Regions from separate parts of the Homo sapiens genome. Here region 2 is linked to region 1. A link is an interaction called in ENCODE POLR2A ChIA-PET data of the cell type or tissue named here. Cell type or tissue: PC-3. All regions are shown on one strand. Each heading gives the region's core, and the rest is flanking DNA. Links, peaks and the distances in the headings are about the cores only.

Region 1 (7,739 bases), core at 2,990-5,489:
CTAGACACCTACTAAGCGCCAGACACTTTCCTAGCTGTTAGGAATAGAAAGAGAAAGAATATGGTCTGCAGTCCAGGAGCTCAGGCTAGAGCATTCTATGCTATGTGCTATGCTAGAGGCACGCACAAGGCTCCTGGTCCAGCCCAGCCCTCAGATTCTGCGTCCAGAGCAGATATTCAGTTTCTTCACCTGGAAAATTTCTCTAGGGTCGACCTAAATTCTAAAATGTATATGATTCTAGTTAGCGGCTCACATTATTTCAAATAAGGTGTTTAATAGCTAAACTGTATGCAGCTATAGTTACTTTTTTTGTTTTGTTTTTTGTTTGTTTGTTTTTTGGGACAGGCTCTCACCCTGTTGCCCAGGCTGGAGTGCAGGGGCATGATCTCATCTCACTGCAGCCTCCACCTCCCGGGTTCAAGAGATTCTCATACCTCAGCCTCAGGCACGCACAACCACCCCCAGCTAATTTTTGTATTTTTAGTAGAGATGGGTTTTCACCATGTTGCCCAGGCTGGTCTCAAACTCCTGAGCCCAAACGAACTGCCTGCCTCTGCCTCCCAAAGTGCAGGATTACAGGTGTGAGCCACCGCACCTGGCCAGCCATAGTACTTCTATAATGTTGATGCCAGAGTCTCTTCTTGGCTCCTCTGAGTGTTTTATGTTATTAACCTACTTAAAATCTCACATTTACATTTTATTTGTTGGGGGGAGGTGTTGTTGCGGGTAGTTTGAGAGTGTGTTACCCCTTCAATCCACCTTCCTTTGATGGAGAATGATTTTATCTTATTCAAGTTACCCATTTGCCACAGATTCATAGTCTAAAAAAATTTACTTGTCTTTGATCCTTTTGAAATGAACAAAATGAGTAGGAGACACACTCCTATTTTAGAAAAGAGAGGACTTAAAGTGGTTCTATCTTGCGATTTATTGGGCGGGTTCTTGCCAGTGAATGAAGCTGATCCCGGCGACAGCTTGGTTTGAATCATCCAAGCTCATGGGGTTTGCTGATTTGGGAATCACTCTGTTCTCTATAGCTCTTCTGCTGGCCACTTCTGAATAAGTAGAACCATTCTCCAGCTTGAGTGTTATTTTTTTGTTTTGTTTTGTTTGAAGAGGTTTCAAGAAGACCAAGGCAAAATCAGATGAATTGTAGATCAGTGAATTTCCACTGGGAATTAACAGGGATAAAATCTTTTTCAAACTACACAGAGCTCCCCACCCCACCCCTGTCCCCATCCCTATCCATAGCAGCATTCAAGAATCACTGCAATAAAGAGTGAAAATAGGCCGGGCGCGATGGCTTACGTCTGTAATCCTAGCACTTTGGGAGGCCGAGGTGGGCGGATTGCCTGAGCTCGGGTGTTCGAGACCAGCTAGGGCAACATGGTGAAACCCTGTCTCTACTAAAATACCATTAAAAAAAAAAAAAATTAGCCAGGCATGGCAGCGTGCGCCTGTACTCCCAGCTACTTGGGAGGCTGAGACAGAAGAATGGCGTGAACCCGGGAGGCGGAGCTTGCAGTGAGCAGAGATTGTGCCACTCTACTCCAGCCTGGCGACAGAGCAAGACTCCATCTCAAAAAAAAAAAATTAGTGAGTGAAAATAGGAGTCAGAACCTGGAGCCCAGGGTTCCATCGATGGTTCTGTCACCACCTCTCCGGCTGCTCTGTGATCCTGGTTTACATTCTGGTCATACATGAATCTGCTCATCTGCATATTTTGAGTTAAAGTAAATAAAAATTTTAAGTGATTTAAATTCCAAAGAATAAAATATGTAATGAAAAAGCTGTAATAGGAATGATATATTTAGACTGCCTACTAAACTTACCCAAAAAAACAAACAGCAAAGTTGGTTTAATTCCTTTCTTTCACTAAGTCTTGTTCCCCGCTCAAGGAAATAATTTATTTAACTATAGCTGGGTTCCAGAAGATCCAGTTTCCAGCGATCCCCATTCATTGAGGTGCAATTTGGATATGTTCTCCAAACTCCTAGGGCAGCTCCCTTTACCTGGATGCATGGTAGAGAGCTGATAGGGCCCCACAGAGCCAGGCGTTTACAAGTCCACAGAAGGGTAGGTGTGTAGCTGAGAGTCCCTTAGGAAATATCTCAAAGATCTTTGGGATTCCTGACCAAAAGCATTTTCTCCTTAGCTTTATCTAGGAAGTCTTATCTTTAGTTGAGACTTTATTCAGACAATGCTTGTTCTCCAAAGTGTTCTCAAAGACAGCAGCTCTTGTCCGGCCCCTCTTGGGGTCACATGTCTCCTTGGCTAGCCACCCCGCACCATGCCAGTACAAAACACTCTCCTGTGACCCACCCAGTTTTCATATTTGATTATCTGGCCTCACAGACTGGCAAAGTTAGTGGTCACACACCTGGAGTGGAATAAGGCAAATTATGAAGGTACTGTTTATGAATAAACTAATTAAAGTAGCTTGTCTGTGGTCTCCCCATAAATGAGTCGCCAGCTCAGGACTAGAGCAGGGGTCAGTGAATTGCATCCCCTTGGGCCAAATGTGGCCAGGAGCCTGTTTTTGTACCAGGAGCAAAAAATGGTTTTCATATTTTCAAAGGGTTGTATAAAAAATAAATAATAGACTGGGCGCAGTGGCTTATGCCTATAATCCCAGCACTTTGGGAGGCCAAGGTGGACAGATTACTTGAGGCCAGGACTTCCAGACCAGTGACTAAGATGGCAAAAACCCGTCTCTACTAAAAATACAAAAATTAGCCAGGCGTGGTGGTGCATGCCTGTAGTCCCAGCTTCTATGGAGGCTGAGGCAGGAGAATCGCTTAAACCTGGGAGGCAGAGGTTGCAGTGAGATGAGATCATGCCATTGCACTCCAGTCTGGGTGACAGAGCAAGAATTTGTCTCAAAATAATAATAATAATAATAATAATAATAATAATAATAATAATAAAAAGGCTGGGCGCAGTGGCTCACGCCTGTAATCCCAACACTTTTGGAGGCAGAGGTGGGTGGATAACTTGAGGTCAAGAGTTACAGATGAGCCTGGCCAACATGGTGAAGCCCCATCTCTACTACAAACACAAAAAATTAGCTGGGCGTGGTGGCGCATGTCTGTAATCCCAGCTACTCAGAGGCCGAGGCAGGAGGATCCCTTGAACCTGGGAGATGGAAGTTGCAGTGAGCAGAGATCGCACCACTGCACTCCAGCCTGGGTGACAGAGTGAGATTCTGTCTCGAAAAACAACAACAACAAGAAGAACAACAAGAACAACAACAAGAAGAAGATAACAAATATGTAATAGAGGCTGTATGTGGTCCACAAGCCTAATAGATTTGTTTTCTGGCCCTTCACAGAAAAAGTTTGCTGACCCATGGACTAGAGTATCCACATCTTATCCACTGGGGTCTTTTGGGTTCTTGAAGGTGAGTCCAGCTAGTATCACACTCCCGGCCTCATTCAATGTCATGTGAGTCATACAATTGGTGAACTTGAAAGGGAACTGAGTTTAGATCAGTCCTTAGTGGCAGTGTCTTCTCAGAGCCAACCTGGATTTGTGGTATAAATTCTGGTCCACTGTCTGCCACTTAGTATGGACCCAACACAAGTCACAAGTCACTCTGCTCTGGAACTTTATCTCACAGGTAAACTCATACTAACCCAAGCTCACAGAGACTGCTGTATAGCCAGAATTCAAATTCATTCCATTTTAACCATAAATGCAACCAGCTAACAGGTGAGCCTTCACATCAGCAGACCAGAGTCTTTGCTTCCTATAATCAGGCTTCAGCACACAGGGAGCCATGTGGAGCATGAAATCTGAGTAAGGAGAGGTGGGTAGATGACTTATCCAAAGATACATTTGCCACAGAGACCTGAGAGCTCAAATCCTTAGGCCAAGGCCCCTTCTCTCTTGAACAGTAGTTGGGAGTGTGCTACCCACTCCTTGCTTCTTAGGTTGAGGTTTTCCAGGCTACAGGCTGACAGCTCTCTGCCTACATCCTCTGTTCATCCAGACTTTCTCCATACAACGGATTAAATTAACAAACACATTCTGGTGATTGCCTTCCTGGATTACCCCCAGGTCACTGAAGTTAGGGGTATTCCCAAAGTCTTCAGGTACACACTGGTTATCTCTCAGTTTACTCCCTCATTGGGTTTAGCCTAATCTCTGTGTGATTCTATGCATGTTCACATGCGTGCACATGTGTGCATGTGTGCACGTGTGTGTGTGTGTGTGTGTGTGTGTGTGTATGACTGGTTTAACTCTCAGAAGGCAAATTTATTTCCTATTTTCAGGTTTTTTGGAAGATATTTTATTATTACTCCCTTTGCTGCCAACAAGGTATTTTTGAGCTATTTTGAAAGAAAATCTGTAGTGCAACTGTTTTTTATTATATTTTGAGACTTAGCTACTTGAATTCAAACACATAAGCAGTTTTTCCTGATTTTCTATTATAATAACTTATGAGACTGAGCTCATGATGACAAATATCTAGTAAAGCCTCTCAGGATAACTCATCTGTTTTCATAACCACTGTTAAATAGTCTTATGTAATCAACTCAAAACATCTTTAAGATCTCTTGTTTCCAAAGGAGGTGGATAAAAATATTTTGCTGTTAAGCAAAATAATAACCAGTTGGATGCCTCCAACAATCAGCCTCAGATCAGAAAAATCCTTCCCAATTGTCTTCCTTTCTTTCCTTTCTTCCCACCTTCCTTCCTTCTTTCCTCTCTCCCTCCCTCCCTTCCTTCCTCCCTCCTCCCCAAACATGTATAGAGCATCTCCCCTGTGTTAGGGATAGTTTTTGGCACTGTAGATATAATAATGAAAATACAGTGTAATAAAAGAGTCCTGCCCTATCAGGGCTTACATTCTAGTTGACAGGAGATAGATTATTTAAAAAAAATAAATAAATAAGAAAAATATTAGCAATGGGTAAATGCTATGCAAAGAATAAAATTGAATGGTGTAATACAGTGATTACTTTGGATGGGATCATCAGTGAAGGCCTTTCTTCAGGATAACACTTTAGCTGAGACTTAGGGACAAGAAGGAGCCAATCATGGGAATCTAAGGGTAAAGAACATTACAGCTAGAGCAAGACCCCAGACAAAGACCCAAAAGGAACAACAGGCCTGGGGAGTGCTGGGAATACAAAGAAAGCTAATGCAGCCAGAGTATGGCTGATGGGCAAGGAGGAGAGTAGCAGTAATAATAAGTTTTCCATCAAGAGCACAGAAGAAACTGGGCACAGTGGCTCAAACCTGTAATTCCAGCACTTTGGGAGGCTGAGGTGGAAGGATCGCTGGAGGCCAGGGGTTTGAGACCAGCCTGGGCAATACAGGGAGACCTCGGTATCTACAAAAAAAATTTAAAAATTAGCTGGCACGCACCTGTGGTCCCAGCTACTTAGGAGACAAGAGGATCACTAGAGCCCAGGCAGTCGAGGCTGCAGTGAACTGTGATCATGCCACTGCACTCTAATCTGGGCAATGGAGCAAGACTCCTATCTCAAAAAAAAAAAAAAAAAAAAAAAGCACAGGATGTGGAGTGTATCAGTGGCAAATACCTTTGACAATTTCCTCATTTACAGAGACCGTGGAAATTGTCATTGCTTTACCCTGCCTCATTTTTTTTTTTTTTTGCCCTTGCAAAAAAATATATAATGAGGAAAGTTAGGTGTGTAATATGGATTGGTTTAGTCTCCACAGCTTTGTTTCTGGCAAAGTTCATTTGTGTGTCTTTTCCAGATTTTCTAGGTTATACCTCAAACCAAATCAGATTAGTAGCTTTTTTTTTTTTTTTTTTTTTTTTTTTTTTTTTTTCCTGGCAGGGTCTTACTCTGTCGCCCAGGATGGAGTGTAATGGTGTGATCTCAGCTCACTGCAAACTCTGCCTTCTGGGTTCAAGTGATTCTCCTGCCTTAGCCACCCAAGTAGCATGGATTGCAGGCATGTGCCACCACACCCAGCTAACTTTTGTATTTTTAGTAGAGATGGGGTTTCGCCATGTTGGCCAGGCTAGTTTTGAACTCCTGGCCTCATGTTACCTCCCTGCCTCGGCCTCCCAAAGTGCTGGGATTACAGGTGTGAGCCACTACGCTCAGCCACAAGTGTCATTTGAAAAGAGCAAAAGGGCAAAGATATTAAAAACGAATCACCATGCCCCTCAATATCTCAGAGGTCACAGGTGTTTGAAAGTCACAGGTAGAGGAGGAGGACCCAGGTGAGTGATGTTTTATGAATTGTTATTAAACTTGATAAACTTACCCTTTTGAAGGCATGGAGGTGTCAGGATTCTGGGTCTCAAAATGTGCCTCCCAGCTTAGTGATGTGGGTATACTAAGGAAAGCATAAATGAGGCCTCAAAATGTGTGCTGGGCCCAAAGATTGCAAATTCATAAAACTCATTGTTCTCCATTTATTTAAAAGAGAGCTGGCTCTGAGGAATTGATTTATATTAATCAGAGTTATAATAGACTGATTAATAAAATACAATGCCATTTATTCATTACCTGTGAATGTTGTAACTACCAGGCTGAAATTCATGTCTGTTGGTCAGCACATGCTCTTCCTGGTAGGAAAAATCTATTTAAGAAACCATATTAAAATCAGAAGGTTAAATGTTATATATGGAAGCTGAACAAATCAAGTTGGACGTTTCGAAAGGCTATTTTCAGCCGGGCGCAGTGGCTCATGCCTGTAATCCCAGCACTTTGGGAGGCTGAGGTGGGTGGATCATCTGAGGTCAGGAGTTCGAGACCAGCCTGGTCAACATAGTGAAACCCCGTCTCTACTAAAAATACAAAAAATTAGCTGGGCATGGTGGCGGGTGCCTGTAATCCCAGCTACTAGGGAGGCTGAGGCAGGAGAATCATTTGAACTTGGGAGGCAGAGGTTGCAGTGAGCCGAGATCACACCATTGTACTCCAGCGTGGGCAACAAGAGTGAAACTCTGTCTCAAAAAAAAGAAAAAGAAAAAAAAAAGAAAGGCTATTTTCATTAAGCATTGGAAGCCTGATACAGCCTTTTTTCACTACAAGGACATACAGTACCAGCTAGGCCGATGACCTGCTATGTGGCTGGACAGGGAAGGCCAATCAATGCTGGAGAAACACTGGAAAATTTCAACTCCCAGCCTCTCCTTTTCCTAGGTCTAGGCCACTATTTCCCAAAGAGTGGTCTAATGGCCTCCTACAGTTGATTTGCCTTGGGGATTTATTTTAATTTTTGTTTATTGTTTTTTCTTAAAGAATGGGTCTTATCACCCAGACTGGAGTGCAGTGGTACAATCATAGCTCACTGCCACCTCAAACTCGTGGGCTCAAGCAATCCTCCCACTTCAGCCTCCCAAGGAACTGGGACTACAGGTACGTGCCACTGCATCCGGCTAATTTTTAAACTTTTTGTAGACACAAGGTCTCACCATTTTGCCCAGGCTGGTCTCAAATTCCTGGCCTCAAGTGATCCTCCTACCTGAGCCTCCCAAAGTTCTGGGATTATAGGTGTGAGCCACCACACCTGATCCCAGGGATTTATTTTTATTTTTTATTTTTGGAGACAGGATCTCACTCTGTCTCCCAGGCTGGAGTGCAATAGCATGATCACAGCTCACTGCAGCCTCAGTCTCCCAGGCTCAAGTGACCCTCCTGCCTCAGCCTCCTGAGTAGCTGAGACTACAGGCATGTGCCACCATGCTCAGCTAATTTTTTAACTTTTTGTAGAGACAGAGTTTCCCTATGTTGACCAGGCTGCCAGGG
Region 2 (7,739 bases), core at 3,119-5,618, 96 kb before region 1:
TGGGCTTGGAGGCAAGGTGCTAATGGGCAAGACAAGAACTCCTATCGGGGGCTGGAAGTCATTAAAGCTCTTGAACCCTGGTAGGAAGTTGCCATGTTCTGAGGGCAGAGGGCCTCCCACAGTTTGAGTGATTATTGCTATGAGAGAGGAGGTTCTCCAGGGAGCTGAGGAGTCCTACACCTGGGCTCAAATGGATTTGCTGCAAAGGTGACCAGCTGGTTCCCATTTTTGCAGGGAACCCTGCTCTCTCGCAGGGAACGGCTCCTCCAGAGTCTGTCTGTATCGTGTTCCATGTTGTCAGAGTTGCTTCCAGCCGGTTGGCCCTCCCCAGCTTTCCCACAGACTTCCCACACTGGAGCCCTGAGGGAGGGTCCTAAGCAGTTGCAGGAAGAGCTGAGAGGCCCCCGGAACTTGAGGAGCGATTCCAAACCCAGGGACAGAGCCATTGTGGCTGGTTTCCTAAACTCCAGTCTCCTGTCTACCCAGTCCTGCTCTGGAGAAATCCCAGGGACCACAGGCTTGGGAAGGAGGAAGGGGAATAGGCGTTCTGTCCACAGGGAGGTCCAGGCAACAGCTTTCCCTCTTTCTCTATGAACAATCATCCTCTGGACCTCAGGGCTCCTGAGTTAGCATTCTGTAACCTGGGTCCAAGAATCAGCCAAAGGTGTATTGTGGGGATACTTGTGTGTCACCCCCCGCCCTAGGTAAGGCAGCACAGGCTGCAGGCCCCTGGGGTAGTGGCCTGCTCTGTGTGTCAGAGCCAGCCTCCCAGGAGGACAGAGCCACAGTGCCCCAGGCAGCCTCAATACAACACTCCCTGTCTCACAGGAACAACTGCACTTGCCTCAGACACTCGCAAAGCTCCCTGGAGAAGCAAGAACTGAAGAAAGTGAACTGGAACCTCCAGGTAAGCCCTGCAGCCCTTCTCTTACTGACCCAGCTGGGGGGCCCCCTGTACTCCAAGGACTGGGAAATCGAATGCCCAGCAGGATGTGGCCAAGAGCAAGCCACTCCCTAAAAGCAGATTGCAGCCCCTGAAATACTTACCCCTGCAAATTGAACACCAAGGCCAGGGAAGGGAGTGAGAGACCCCAAAGTGGAAGCTGAGAAAATCCCCTTCTCCCAGCGGGTAGGCAGCAAGAGATTCCCAGAGTAGACTCCTTGTGGTAGGGCCCATTCCCCACCCAGAGCCATGTGTAATAATTACTACTCACTTCCTCCCCTCCCTTCATTAAAAACAAAAGGCTTAGGCCCGACACAATGGCTCACGTCTGGTGTCCCAGCTACTCAGGAGGCTGAGATGGGAGGACAGCTTGAGCCCAGGAGTTGGAGGCTGCTGTTAGCTATGATGATGCCATTGTACTCTGCCTAGACAACAGCGTGAGACCCTATCTCAAAAAAAAAAAAAAGAAAAAAAGAAAAAGGCTTAGCCCTGCCCTACTTAACTCTACCTCAAATTCTCCTTGCCCTCTCTCTGCCCCCTTCCATCTCCCCACCTCCACTCCTGCTTATGTCTCTGCCTCTATTGTTCCCTCTCAGGCTCAGGTAGCATTTCCATTCTGCAAACTGACCCTCCTTCATTCACAAGGCAAGTCTGCTTCCCTCCTCTAAGGAGCTTCCCCTGCCTGAACTTCACCCGCGGACATCTCCCCATATCACATTCAGTCTGTACTTGATGGGCCCTAAAAGCCCCAAAGGGTTCTCATGTTTTCACATCTTGGCTCATTTTTCCAGATGGATGATAAACTCCTTGAAGATAAGTACATCTAGTCTGTTCCTTTTACATTCCATGCTTGGGTACTTAAATCCAGCCACCGTGGACTCTCCTCCCGCAAAGTTCATGGGCATTTTGGGAGCTGGTGTTGAGATGCTCCCCATCTGACCTGCAGCCCCATGTTCTAATTGACCTCTTCGTGCAGTGAGAGGAGGGGAGGACTTTGGCCTATGCAATCTGGTCAGTGGCTCAGACCCAGCCTTTCAGGCAGAGGCTTTGGAATGGGACTGGGTGGAGCTGTGTAGCTAGGGAGCTTCTCCCACCAGGAGCCGCTGGGTTCAACTCATCTCTGATCCTGAGAACCAGCATAGGGCTTTGAAATGTCCGTGCCCATGAATGGGTGGAGAATAAAAGTATGTTTGCATCCCACTAGAGTAGCCCCTTAAAGTCACTGTCCTTTAGGGTGAGTTGACTCCCGTCAACAACCAATCCAAGGCAGCAGGACTGGACCCTGTCTGTGCAGCCTTGCCAGGAGGGTTGAGCAGCTTCTCTCTCTGTCCCCAGCATGGCATCTCCAGTTTCTCCTACTGGCACCAATACACACAGCGTGAGGACTTTGCGGTTGTGGTGCAGCCTTTCTTCCAAAACACACTCACCCCACTGAACGAGGTGAGCTGCAGGTATTTTAGGGAGGCTCACGTATGGGGGCCTTATCACAGACGATGGATGTATTTCCTTCTCTAAGTGGGCTTTTTTTTTTTTTAACCATCTCTCTCCAAGAGGATTCCTGAGGGTGGCTTTTTCCACATTACCTCCTTTTTGTGGGGGCTGGGCTGTGATTGGAACTCAGATGTACTTTGAAAGGAAATCAATAGTGACTAAGCTCCCAGGCCTGGCCCTGATGTTTTCTGGATTGGGATAGAATGGAAAGCTTCCTAAAAATGTTACTCTTTTCAACTCTTAGGATAGGGGTGCTGAAAGAAAAGGGAGAGACTATGGGTGGGTCCAATTCTTGTCTGTTTAAAAAGAAAATTCCGGCCGGGTGCAGTGGCTCATGCCTGTAATCTCAGCCTTTGGGAAGCCAAGGCGGTTGAATCACGAGGTTAGGAGTTTGAGACCAGCCTGGCCAACATGGTGAAACCCCGTTTCTACTAAAAATACAAAAAGTTAGCTGGGCGTGATGGCAGGCACCTGTAATCCCAGGTACTCGGGAGGCAGAAGTTGCAGTGAGCTGAGATTATGCCACTGCACTCCAGCCTGGCTGACAGTGCGAAACTCCGTCTCAAAAAAAAAGAAAAAAGAAAAAAAGAAATTCTAAATTCTGGGAGTTTTTCCATCAGTATCTGAGCAAGTTGGCAGGAAAGTTGAAAGAATGAAAGGAGACATGCCCAGGGCACCTGCTGGGAGAGTGAGTGGGGCTCAGGTAGCAGAGCCCTTTCCCAGGATGATAACCTCCTTGCCGTTGGTTGCAGAGAGGGGACACTGACCTCACCTTCTTCTCCGAGGACTGTTTTCACTTCTCAGACCGCGGGCATGCCGAGATGGCCATCGCACTCTGGAACAACATGGTGAGCAGCCAAGGGCCTGGTGGGCCTTGTCAAGGGGGGATCTAAGGATATTGACACTCTGTCTCACAATGGCAAAACTACTGGAGACATGGCTCCTTTCTCCCCAAAGCCCAAAGTGGCAGCACACCTTATTGGTCCTGATAGATTAATTCCAAAGGGAAAATACCCTATATTTATCCAACACCCTTTGAAAGTTATACAAACACACACTCACACAACTTTATTCTTTGTTCCTTCAGCAATGCCCAGGTACTGCGAGGGGATCCCTTTGTAATCAGATAGGTTGGCTAGATGAAAATACCAACTTCTACCTCGTACTGTGTGACCTTGGGCAAACGATCTCTCTGGCCACCTGTATCAACATCTATAAAACAGTGAAAACAAGACAGGTCTCAGACAACGCATTGAGATCATGTGTACATGGCACCTAGCACAATAGTTAGCACTCAGCAAATGTCACCACCATCAGCCTTCCAAGCACTCCGGGCTCAACTCATACCCAACTCATTTCTCTAAACATCGAAAAGTGGAGATCCACACAGCCTGTTTTCCGAGGCTGATACCTATTCCAGTCCTTTCTGATGGGAAGAAGGGACCTTATGAAATGAACATACAGTCTGGGGGTCTTTCAGGGACACCTGCCTGGTGCTTCCACTCTGCCTTCTGTGGCTGGCCACCAGCAACTGAATGGTTTCCGCACAGCACTTGACCTGTCACCCCCAACAACTGGATCCTCTTGCACGGAGCAAATGAAATGCCTTCCCAACCCAATGGTTTCTTTTAATCCAGGCTCAGTGGGTAACACAATCCCCACCCCAACCTGTATGTTCCCTCCTTTGTCCTATGACAACTAAACAAGCTACATTCCAGCTCCTTTTATCACAGTTTCAGGCCCATAGTGTCTCTGCCAACCACCGCTGTGCAAACGTTCCCACCCCTGTCAGCTCATCCAGTATGTCCAGCATCCCACTCGGCTGACTCACAATATTGACTTTCTCCTTAGCTATACCATCTCCTCCTCTCTAGCAACCTCTTCTTTTAAGAACAGCATGTAAACTGGCTTTATCCTTGGCCTAGTTAATGGCAGACTCAGCTTATGTCGACTTCCATTGTCAGGGGGTTTTCCTCCTGTGGACATCACGTACCTGCCCACTCCAAGAACTTCTATTGTACTCTTTCAGCCCAAGACTCCGGATTGTAACCAAAATGTCTTTGAGTTTGCCCCACGATTTTTAAATCAGTTTATATGGTATAATTCCTGTTTCTTTTGTGGATTTTGTTTTGAAGGCGGTTGTCCTTCACTGGCTGAATCATGTGACTTTATTCCTTTGTAAAAATCTTCCCAAAGAAAGGGTACCTATTCCCTGTTCCTTTTCCCCTGAGACCTCAGGGGATTCCACAGATGCCCTTGGCCCTTCCTTCCCAGTTTTTTCATCAAGGTATGGCCTTCCTACCAGGTGGCACTCCAAGTCTGCTTAAATCTGGGACCCTCCAGGAATCTCCTGGGGCTGGATAGCCATAGTGACGGCTGGAACATGAAAAAGAGTCCATTGGTTTCTTTTCTTGTGAATTAACAATGTAGCTCTGGCCAGGCACGGTGGCTCATGCCTGTAATCCCAGCACTTTGGGAGGCCGAGGCAGGTGGATCGCTTGAGCCCAGGAATTAGACACCAACCTGGGCAACACAGGGGAGATTCTGTCTCTACAAAAATAATCAAAATATTAGCCAGGTGTGGTGGTGCATGCCTGTAGTCCCAGCTGCTCAGAAGGCTGACGTGAGAAGATCACTTGAGCATGGGAGGTCAAGGCTGCAATGAGCCGAGATGGCACCACCGCACTCCAGCCTGGGCAATAGAGTGAGACCCTATCTCAAAAAACAAATAGAAAAAAAAAATATATGTAGCTCTGGCCTTCTCTTCTAAAGCAGTTCAGTAGCTCTTCCCATTCACCCAGGTAAGAGGCCTTTATTTCATAAAGATAAGTGGGAGGAGTTTAGATATGAAAACAAAACGTAAACACCGCACTGGAGCTATTGTGGAAACAAAACAAGACTGTCCATGGTTCCCCAGCCATTATTATCTCAGCCATACCCCGAATTTCAAAATAACAAAAACAAAACTAAAGCCATCCAGGGGTTTCTTATCCTAGGCTCTATAATTTGGGGAAATAATTATACAGTCTAATGTTTTCATCCAAAGCCAATCTTAGACATAAAGCTGTAGCATGATGCCAACTTTTCAGATCGGCTTCTGGCTGGAATTTCACCCCTAGAGTAACAAAAAATAAATAATAGACCATTAGAGCTGGAACAGACTGAGAGGTCATCTAGCCAGAACATTCTGTAACTAAAGCATAGAAACATGAAGCAGTTTGCCCAACATAACACAGACTGTTCATGGCACAAGGGGGATTACAGACCAGGTTTTTCTAGTCCTTTCCTGGTGACCTGGGCATGCCACCACCCTCCCCACTGCTCCCAACCTGATAAGCACATATATACCCGGTGAATTCATGTCTCACAATTAGAGTCCTATGACATAGTGTCTGCAGGCTTTGGCTGATGTTCCCAGGGTTCCCTACTAGGAAGCAAAAAGCACCTTAAACTATTTCATCTTATTTCATCTCCTGCCCCTCCTCTCACGTCCTTCTCGAGACTTTTGCAAAGGCAAAGCCAGAAGCTCCAGCAGCACCAGGGGATATTTTCCTCTTCCTCTGCCTTCTTCTGTCTTCTTATCTGAAGAAGTTTCTCTTTCCCGAGGCCTAGTCCTCTACTGCTGCCTCTACTCCCTCTTCTGCAGAAATCCTGCTCTCAGCCAGTGTTTGTATCTCCCCAGGTGCTGGGTGACAGCTCCAGCCTCCTAACTGACATCCCTGTCTTCAGACTTAGAGCTCTTAGAATCGTGACTCTCAGCTCTGGCTGCATATTAGAATCATTCAGGGACATTGTGTATGTGTGTATGTATGTGTATGTATGTATGAATGTGTGTGTATGTGTGTGTGTGTATGTATGTGTATGTGTGTATGTATGTATGTATGTATGACAGAGTCTCACTCTGTTGCCCAGGTTGGAGAGCAATGGCACCATCTCAGTTCACTGCAACCTCCGTCTCCTGGATTCAAGCGATTCTCCTGCCTCAGTCTCCCAAGTAGCTGGGGTTATAGGTGCATGCCACCATGACCAGCTAATTTTTGTATTTTTAGTAGAGACAAGGTTTCGCCATGTTGGCCAGGCCAGGCTGGTCTTTAACTCCTGACCTCAGGAGATCCACCCACCTCGGCCTCCCAAAGTGCTGGGATTATAGGTGTGAGCCACAATGCTTGGCCATCCAGGGACTTTTAAAACAATTAGTGCCTACAGCCACTTTGGAAAATTCTTTGGTATATTTAATAATGCTGAACACATGTATTTCCTGTGATCCAAGGATTTCACTCCTAGGTATATCCCCAAAAGAAAGGTATATATGTGTCTACCAAAAGATACACACAAAAATATTCACAGCAGCACTATTTATAAATAGCCCCAAACTAGAAACTCCCCAAATGTCCACTGACAGTAGGATGGGTGAGTAAACTGTGGCACATTCATACTAAGGAATACCATACAGGTCTGACCGCATCTGTGGCTTTAAACAAAAATCAAGCAGGGTGATGTGACACAGAGTAATGGCTGGGAAGAGGGAGGCCTCACTGAAGAAGTGACAGCTGAACAAACTTCAACAACATACAATAATATCTATAAAGTTCAAAAGCAAGCAGCTTGGCATATGGGGTTAGACGTCAGCATGATGGTGTAGAGACTCACTGGGGGATGAATAGTCCTGGAAGAAGGTGGAAAGGGGCTTTTGAGGACTATAATAGTCTGTTGCCTGACTGGATGCTGGTATGTTCATTTTATCGAAACTTATCTGTTGCTCACTTATGATTTGTACTCGTTTCTATGTGTATGTTAGCTTCAATTAAAAGTTTACTTGAGGCCGGGTACAGTGGCTCACACCTGTAATCCCAGCACTTTGGGAGGCCGAGGCAGGCAGATCCCCTGAGGTCAGGAGTTCAATACCAGCCTAGCCAACATGGTGAAACCCCATCTCTACTAAAAATACAAAATTAGCCAAGCGTGGTGGCACGTGCCTATAATTCCAGCTACTTGGGAGGCTGAGACAGGAAAATCGCTTGAAACCAGGAGGCAGGGGTTGCAGTGAGCCAAGATTGCATCATTGCACTCCAGCCTGGGTGACAAGAGTAAAACTCTGTCTCAAATTTAAAAAAAAAAAAAAAAAAAGTTTACTTGAAAAACAATATCAGTGCCTGACCGGGCTTATCCCCAGAGAGTCTGACTTAATTGGTCTGGAGTGCGAGCTGGATTCGGTACTTTGTGAAAGCTCCTGAGATTATTTTAATGTGCAGGGTTTATGAACCGCTGCCTTAGATCTGGTCCCCACAGAGAAATCAAGTAATCT

Evidence for each region. ChIA-PET counts read pairs that join two places held together with the same protein. Peaks named below come from ENCODE experiments on the same cell type or tissue, not always from the same donor. Only the 100,000 strongest peaks of a DNase experiment are listed, where the experiment ranks them.
Region 2: POLR2A ChIA-PET joins it to region 1 with 22 read pairs; 6 of 35 experiments call an interaction of 5 or more read pairs at or near these places.

What each region holds. Positions count from the first base shown.
Region 1 is chr2:28,725,417-28,733,155 of GRCh38, forward strand. PPP1CB-DT (PPP1CB divergent transcript) reads right to left here. Exons shown (of 5, transcript XR_007086259.1): 4 at 6,495-6,567. The region is part of intron 1 of LOC100505774 (a long non-coding RNA gene); the gene reads right to left. Among named protein-coding and RNA genes, the nearest start is that of PPP1CB-DT, 22 kb to the right of the region's middle. RefSeq lists a silencer at 3,153-3,353. In PC-3, for the core only: no CTCF peak of the experiment used is centred there; a DNase peak (open chromatin) is centred at 4,485; H3K27ac peaks cover 1,213 bases.
Region 2 is chr2:28,629,758-28,637,496 of GRCh38, forward strand. It overlaps PLB1 (phospholipase B1), which reads left to right. Exons shown (of 58, transcript NM_153021.5): 54 at 829-907; 55 at 2,279-2,383; 56 at 3,187-3,282. Among named protein-coding and RNA genes, the nearest start is that of PPP1CB-DT, 120 kb to the right of the region's middle. In PC-3, for the core only: no CTCF peak of the experiment used is centred there; a DNase peak (open chromatin) is centred at 4,194; H3K4me3 peaks cover 490 bases; H3K27ac peaks cover 2,390 bases.